Linked DNA regions of Mus musculus: region 2 is linked to region 1. A link is a contact called in ENCODE Hi-C or POLR2A ChIA-PET data. All regions are on one chromosome and are shown on one strand. The core of a region is the stretch at or near the end of the contact, and the rest is flanking DNA. Distances in the headings are between cores, read along the strand shown. Region 1 has its middle 22 kb from the start of Mir688. Region 2 holds the start of Hoxc8 (homeobox C8).

Evidence for each region. A loop is a pair of places that touch in the nucleus more often than their neighbours do. ChIA-PET counts read pairs that join two places held with the same protein, here RNA polymerase II (POLR2A).
Region 2: a loop to region 1 is called in a map of left cerebral cortex, with 3 times the contacts of the local background. The contact joins the promoter of Hoxc8 here to the enhancer-like site in region 1. A Hi-C loop is called at or near these places in 4 of 37 maps with a recorded cell type or tissue (all left cerebral cortex). POLR2A ChIA-PET finds 5 or more read pairs at or near these places in 1 of 5 experiments (Patski).

What each region holds. Positions count from the first base shown.
Region 1 is chr15:102,691,795-102,695,479 of GRCm38, forward strand. No RefSeq gene overlaps it. Among named protein-coding and RNA genes, the nearest start is that of Mir688, 22 kb to the left of the region's middle. Within about 2 kb of position 1,417, at least 1 of the 3 ENCODE cell types and tissues checked has a DNase peak (open chromatin) inside an H3K27ac peak, as active enhancers do; it is left cerebral cortex, where a contact is called at or near this core.
Region 2 is chr15:102,989,118-102,993,076 of GRCm38, forward strand. It overlaps Hoxc8 (homeobox C8), which reads left to right and starts at 1,422. Exons shown (of 2, transcript NM_010466.2): 1 at 1,422-2,098; 2 at 3,446-3,959. The coding sequence starts at 1,663. The coding sequence ends at 3,738.

The DNA of each region.
Region 1 (3,685 bases), core at 167-2,666:
CCTCTAACCTCTGCCAGTGGTAGGCTGATTTCATCTCAGGCCTCCCTGCAGTGCTCCTTCCCAGTAATGAAACAAGTTTAATTCCTCATAGGAGACAGGTATAGCCTTTTCAGGAGTCACCTGAAGTTGCCGATTTCTGTGGCTTGTCAGTCTCCCGCTAGGGGCCTGGTGACTAGTGCTCTGGGTCGGTGTGCATGTGTCTATAGACATTTTCTTTAAGCAGGACACTTTGGTTATAAGTTAGATTCTAAGTGTATGGGAGGGGAGCTTTTGGGATAAGGGGAAGAATAATTTCCACCAGTGGGAGTGGGGATTCAAAGAGAAGTCTTGATCCCTGTCTTCTTGGCAACTCCCAGTATGTGGAGAAAAACATCAGCGATCAGATAGGGTGAACCAGGGCTTCAAAGGAGCTTGGGGGAACAGAGACACTTCGTATACAAATCTAATACAAATGGACTGGCAGATGCTTTAACGCTGGGACATCTAGGACACAGGACAGGAGGCATGTGGTACATGGCTCTGGTGGCACAGGTCAGGCCTTCCAGAGAGCTTTGGGGACTGCGCTAGGGGACAGTGTCCGCAGAGGTGAGCTGCGAGCCGCAGCTGGGCACTGACATCAGGCAGCCGCCTTTCAGGGTCTGCCGCAGAGCTAAGCACAGGCGAGCTGGGTGAAGGATCCGGACAGACCTGCCTGGCTCTCCGGTCCCTCTACAGTCTGACCCCGTGGGCCTCGGCTCTCGTCTCTGTTCTCCCATTGGTAACCGCTCCTCCCACTTCCCCTGGATAATCTTCTGACATCTCTTCAAATCCAATTATCGAATTAATTGACGTGCGACGCGAGAGGCAAACAGAGAGGGGTGGCAAACTCCACGGGGCTCAGATTTATCCTCCGGCCTCTACACGCCCCGGCCGGCGAGATTTACTGGGTCTCCAGCACCGCGACAGTTCAAACCTTTGATTAATCATGTTTTTCTCCCAGCCCTATAATTTAGTTGCTCTTTTTCCCTCCCTGCCTTTTTTTTTTTTTTTTTTTATCAGTAGAAACAGAAACGAAGTCCTCATCAGCTTCAATTACAAATATTAAGGCTCCGGACAGCATTTTGACAGAGAGGCGGCCGGCCCCGCTCCGTCCCGCCCCCCTAAATCATCGCCGAATTAACATCACAATCGGCGGCTGGCGCGCGTTCAGACTTAAATGGTGGCATATTGTTCGCGCACGGTCTCGGCCAGACCCGCGGGATCGCTGCACCGGGCGGTCGCCTCCGCCCCTCCGCCACAGTCCCCCTCGGCCTCCTTGGAGGCTGCCGCTCGCCATCACCGCAGCGCGCCAGGCCCTGTAGCCGGCAGGGGGCGCTGCAGGCGGGGCGGGGGTGCGCCAGGGTGGGCGTGGAGGCGTTTGTAGCAGGGTGAAAGCCCCAGCGCTTCGTCCGGAGTGGGAGGGGAGGACGGTTTATTTATGCAAACCAGATGCAAATGAAGGCTCAGAAGCTGCTGATGTGGGAATACCACTTTCCAGACCTTTGGATGAGATTCTGACCCCTCACAGGTTTTGGCCGAGTGACAAGGAGGTAGGAGCAGCAGAGGATCCCGTGAGGCACGATTTCTTCAATTCCTGGCACATTAGAGAAAGTCGGACCTAAATTACAATTCAAAGGCTCAAAGATAAGCTTAAGGCAGGAAAAGGTGAGGTTCCCTGCCGGGTCTGTAGAATTTAGAAGGCCCTCCAAAGTAGCCAGTTTTTAATGATGAATTTTTTGGGGGGGGTGGTGCGGAGTGGGAGTGAGGTATACTTCGCTCTCCCACTCCAGAGATGAAAAGGGACAGTTATTATTCTGACCCTATCAAGCCTTTGCGATTGAAAGAACTCAGGAAGAAAAAAATGTCAATCCAGGTTTCTAGATATTTTCGTAGTCACCTGCCTCTCCAGTTCGGGCCGCATCAATCGCCAGGACCCAAATTTTGCCTAGCAACATCTCAACCAATCAAGATGCAATTAAACCTGCCAAGTCAGCTCATCCTTAACTGGGATTGGCTGTGCGCGGTATGCGTATCCCAAGTTTTCATTGGCTGGCTGCCACCTGTATGGAAATGAGAATTACCCCGGACTCTGAGGCAGTTTTCAGAGGTGCAGACCTGTGGCTTACTGCGCTGAAAATACCCCCGCAAGCTCAGAGCCCAACCTATTCTTGCTCTATGATATTCTACCCTACAAAAGAGATCTCTCAAACTTCCCCCCTTCTTTTTCTACTGCGCCCCAGCTTGGGCCCAATCTGAGAGGAATTCGACCCAATAACGCAGAAGTAGTGCAGATGTACAGATTTTTGGCAGTTTCCGCATCTCCTTGAACTGTCAGGAGTTTGCCCTTTGCTTTAATGCTGTCACTATTCCTACCCCTGATCATTCTTCCTCGTCCACCCCAGGGGTGGCTTCTCGCCATGTGAAATCCCTCACTCACTTAGCCACTGTTCTTAAAACCCCCTCTATGGCTTCAGCTCTCCCAACTTCCAACAGTCCCCTGCTTGCTACTCAAAATCCAGGCAGTTCTCACAACAATCCAGTTTAGGAGGGAGTTAGAGGGGGAGACGACACCCTCCCCTAAAAAAAAAAAAAAAAAAAAAAAAGCCTCCATCCTCTTTCCTCATCCATTTTCTCCGAGGGAGCCGAGTTTGACAGCGAATTCATTCCGAGCGGGGAGGGTGATTTATTCTTCAAATATACCGACAAGTGCGGGCATGATGGAGCCCATTAAAATGTTGGGAGATTGTTTTTATGATTGAAGTCTGTATTACTCCAACCATAAAGAAAGAGAGCAAGGAGTCATTAGCATTTTCATGATGGTGTATTTCTGCTTGTCTCCGCGCCATCACTCATCTTTACTGCCCGTCCCTTTGCTCTCGCTCTGCTACAACGAGGAGAGACTGAAGCCTGAGCTGGGGTTGGGGGCTGCGGGAGGCGGGAGCCAGAGATCCCCCCCGACGCTCTGCCCTTCACGCCAAATCCTCACCCTCTCTGGGACGCAGATACAGGGGTGAGAGGGACACAGAGGATATGCCTCCACTTCTTTAGCCAGCTCCTCCTGCCCCCGCACCCCCCCCCCAGGTGGCAACAGGATGTCCTGTCCAAATGGTCTTTGAAGTCCTGGAGGGGCTGGCCTTGCAGATAGGCCTTCTTTTCTTTGGCTCACTCTTTCCTGACCTACACACCCCTTGGAGCTCTCCAGATTCATCTCTATGGGAGTGAATATGGGAGTTCTTGTCAAAGTGCCTTGACTTGGAGATGTCCGGGTAGGGAAGAACAAGAGGAAGGAGTCCTGAGCCTGTGGGTTGGGAACTGTTGGGAAGAAATAGGAAGTTTGGGCATTTGGCTTTTGATTTTGCTACTTTGGAAAAGGCCGTGTCTCTATCCATCCCCGCCCCCCCCCCCCAGCTCCCACTTACCCCCAACCCTCTTCACAGAAATCTTCAATTCTTTGCAACCCTTCACAGCAAGACCCTCCAGCACCGCAAGGAAGCAATTCATCCCTTCAACATATGGAAATCAAAATAGCTGTAGTCGGGACTGGGAGGTAGCTCAGAGGTAGAGCACTTGCCTGCATTGCATGAATGACTTTGTTCAATCCCAGTACAGTAAAAAGGAAGCACAAATAACCACTACCATGTTAGTGTGCTTAAAGTGTGCTGGCAAT
Region 2 (3,959 bases), core at 172-2,671, 300 kb after region 1:
TGAGTATGGGTAGTGTAAAATGAACTAGCACTTGGTGTGTCTCTTTATCCCGGGATAAAGAGACATACATACATACATACAGTACATACAGTGTGTGTGTGTGTGTGTGTGTGTGTGTGTGTGTGTGTGTGTGTTTGGAGTGTGCTCCAAGGTGGCCTCACATACTGTAGAGGAAGAAGACAGGGGGAAAAATCATTCTTATTCATCTTCATGAGCACAATAGCCCACACGCACACATTGTTCTTATGCTTTCTTCTCTTTTCTCTCTGAATTAAGCCCACATAACTGCAAACACCATGGCCAGAGAAGGGTGTTGGTTATTTTTTTTCCATTAGAATTAACTTGAATTTGTCCAGTCTTGGGCATGGGGATGCTGCCCCCGCCCAGAAAGTGTGGGTAAATATTTAAAGAGTGTCTGTTGACAGTTCCCTTCCACATCCTGGCCTGGGCAGCCTGCCTGGAGAAGGGCTTGTGTGTGCAGGGAATCCTGAGGGCCCCTCTAGGTTGAGCTGGCATTTCCTAAGGGATGGTGGTTTATGAGAACCAGTAAGAGGTCTACTCTTTTGCACCCTTCAGTCCAGCTGTAATCTCCAAAAATGAAATCTCTTGAGTTGGGCTAGACAGAAACCTGGGCACACAAACTATTCCTTTGAGTCCCCATAAACAGCTTTGCTCTCAGGTTCTCCCAGCCAAGCCTATTGGGGTTCCCTACTCCTTGGAGAGGTTGCTTTCTATAGGTCATGCTGAGGCATATAGAGTGCCCCCCAAGAGCAGTCAAGAGACAAGAGTCCCCAGGATATAAAAATGACAGAGCAGCTCCAGACCTTGAAGAGAGACCAGAGGCTGGAGATTGTGCAGGCTGAAGGGTTTGGGGTACATGATCACCATGCTGGGCTTCTCAGAGTCCTCAGACTTAAGGAACCTCAGAGAACTCATCTTTTGGATTGCAGGCTCAGCCCTGACTTACTAACTCTCACCTCCTGGGGGTCCTCTACCTGTTGAGGTAACCTGAGTTGACCTGATGGCTCAGGTATCTCTCAAAAAGGAAAGAAAAGGGGGAACACCTTCAAACTAGAGTGCACACCTTGGAAAAGCTGGCCTTGTCCATTAGCTAGGGCTGGCTCACCACCCCCTACACACACCACACCCCCATTCCTCGCCTCTCCTCCCTCCCTCTCCTCCAGGTCCCCCCCCCCAGCCCTGAACCCCCTCTCCCCCAGTCTCTCTCTCTCTCTCTCTCTCTCTCTCTCTCTCTCTCTCTCCCTCTCCCTCTCCCTCTCTCTCTCTCTCTCTCTCTCTCTCTCTCTCTCTCTTGCTCGCTCGCTCGCTCGCTCGCTCGCCTGTCTTCATGTCGTGGATTGATGAACGCGAATCGCGTGTAAGCGCCGCCACCGCCGGGAGTCTGAGGAATTCGCCTGGGCTGTTAGAGGAAAGAGCTAAGTGAGAGCGCGCGCTCTACCTACCGACAGTGAGCAGAGAGCTGCAGCCGCCCGAGCCCGCAGCCGGCACCGCGCCCCCACCTGCCCAGCCCCCAGCCCAGCAGTCCAGCCCGGGGGAGCCGGCCAGCTTGGGGTTCGGTCCCGGGGGGAGGGGAGTTTCGGGGATACCCGGCGGGGGAGCGTGATCCAAGGGGAGGGGGCCGCGGGTTTTCATGTACCCAGCATGAGCTCCTACTTCGTCAACCCCCTGTTTTCCAAATACAAAGGCGGCGAGTCCCTGGAACCGGCCTATTACGACTGCCGGTTCCCTCAGAGCGTGGGCAGAAGCCATGCGCTGGTGTACGGGCCCGGCGGCTCCGCGCCCGGTTTCCAGCACGCCTCGCACCACGTCCAAGACTTCTTCCACCACGGCACCTCCGGCATCTCCAACTCGGGCTACCAGCAGAACCCATGCTCGCTGAGCTGCCACGGAGACGCCTCCAAATTCTATGGCTACGAGGCGCTCCCCAGACAGTCCCTTTATGGGGCTCAGCAAGAGGCGAGCGTGGTGCAATATCCCGACTGTAAATCCTCCGCCAACACTAACAGTAGCGAAGGACAAGGCCACTTAAATCAGAACTCGTCTCCCAGCCTCATGTTTCCATGGATGAGACCCCACGGTGAGAAGCCTTTTCTCTTTCCCCCTTGGTCTCCCGCGCTCCGGGGTCTTCCCCCCTCCCTCGCCTCCTTTTTGTCTGCCCTAGCTCGCTTTCCTTCCTGGCTTTGGGGGTCTCTCCCACTCCACTCCCGTGCCTGGGTGGGTTCCTGGGAGATTGAAAGGCTTGGCTGGGGGTGGAGCGTGGGGTGCCTGAGACATTGTGCTTGTTGGGGTGAAGGTGGGGGAAAGGTGACTTGTGGGTGCAAAGGGTTAAAAATCGTTTTCTCTATTCCTTCTGTCTCTCCTTCTTCCCATCTGTAAAGCCAAAGTTGGGGAGATGGCTGGCAAGGACACCCTAAGTAAACTGAGGTTATCAGTCTTTGGGGTTGGTAGCCAGTTTTCCCAAAGACATTTCCCAACGCCAGCCATCCCAAGACAGTGACCAGACTGTTGGGTGAAAAGGAGACCCTTTGCTATCTCCCCCTAGTCAGGGAGAGGGGCAAGACCTCCCCTCTCCCAAGGACAAGCATTCTGCCTCTCTAGGATTGTCACTTCTTCCCCTCAGAGAAGCAGCCTGAAGGCCACTACCCCAACTTTTCTGTACTTCCTCCAATTGAAGAGAAGACTGAAAGCCCGAGAAGAGGAAAATGATTGCTCAAAAGGAGAGAGGGGTCATACCAAGTAGGGGCCTCTGAGATCCAGGGTACTCGAGTCAGGCTACCCGCCAATCAAGAACTATGGAGTCTCTTGGAAAGCTGTTTAGGTCATGAGCCCCTCCAAGGGTGGCCCTTCATGGCCCAATTTCGAAGTACAGGGGGAAGAGATAACGACAAGTTCCGGCAGGGATGGCCCTTGATTTATTTTTGGTCTCCAGTTAGCAATCAGGCAGAGCAGTGATACATTCCAGAAGATCAATTATTTTTCTTATTGGAAAAGCATTAGTCAGAGATCGGCAAGGAGGGGGCAATTGGCACAGCCCCCTCTCCTTTAACCCCAGCCCTTTTCCTTTCTTTTGGAAACAGATTATTTCCCTAGGCCGCCTCACTAAATGCCATTCTGCACTTGTAAACAAAGCTGCAAGGGCTAAGCTGTAGGCCTGAGGGACCCTGATGGCTTCCTTGTCCACCTCAAGCCCTTACTTTTCAGACAACCACGTCCCAGCCCCCACCGTCACCCACCTCCCAAGGTGAAGGAAGTCAAACCAAAACAGCTATGGAAACTTTTCCTGCCCTTGCTTGCCTTCTGCAGTCGGCCTTATCGGCAGGAGGGAGGGAGAACTGGGAATAGCAGAGAGGGAAGTTTGTGGGGCTGTGTTGGGGGGCGGAGCCCCCACCCAGACATAACCAGACTGGGGTTCTGTTCTGTTCAGCTCCTGGGCGGCGCAGCGGTCGACAAACTTACAGCCGGTATCAGACCTTGGAACTAGAGAAGGAGTTTCTCTTTAATCCTTATTTGACCAGAAAGCGCCGGATTGAAGTCTCTCACGCCCTGGGACTGACAGAAAGACAAGTGAAGATTTGGTTCCAGAATCGAAGGATGAAGTGGAAAAAGGAGAACAACAAGGATAAACTGCCTGGGGCCCGAGATGAGGAGAAGGTGGAAGAAGAAGGGAATGAGGAAGAGGAGAAAGAGGAGGAGGAAAAGGAAGAAAATAAGGACTAAGGAAAAAAAGAGAGAGAAAATCAGCCCCCCCCCCAGCAACTCCCTTGAAGTTTCGTTTTATGGTAGCAGATAAATTGAGAAGTTTACGACTGTCATTTGCTTTTATAGAGAATAGAATGACACTCACAACTCTAACTACCTGTCAGATAGTTGCAGCTCTGCTTTTATTACCTTTGGGCTTCCCCCACTCTTTATTTGTCTGGGGGTTGGGAGGGGGAACC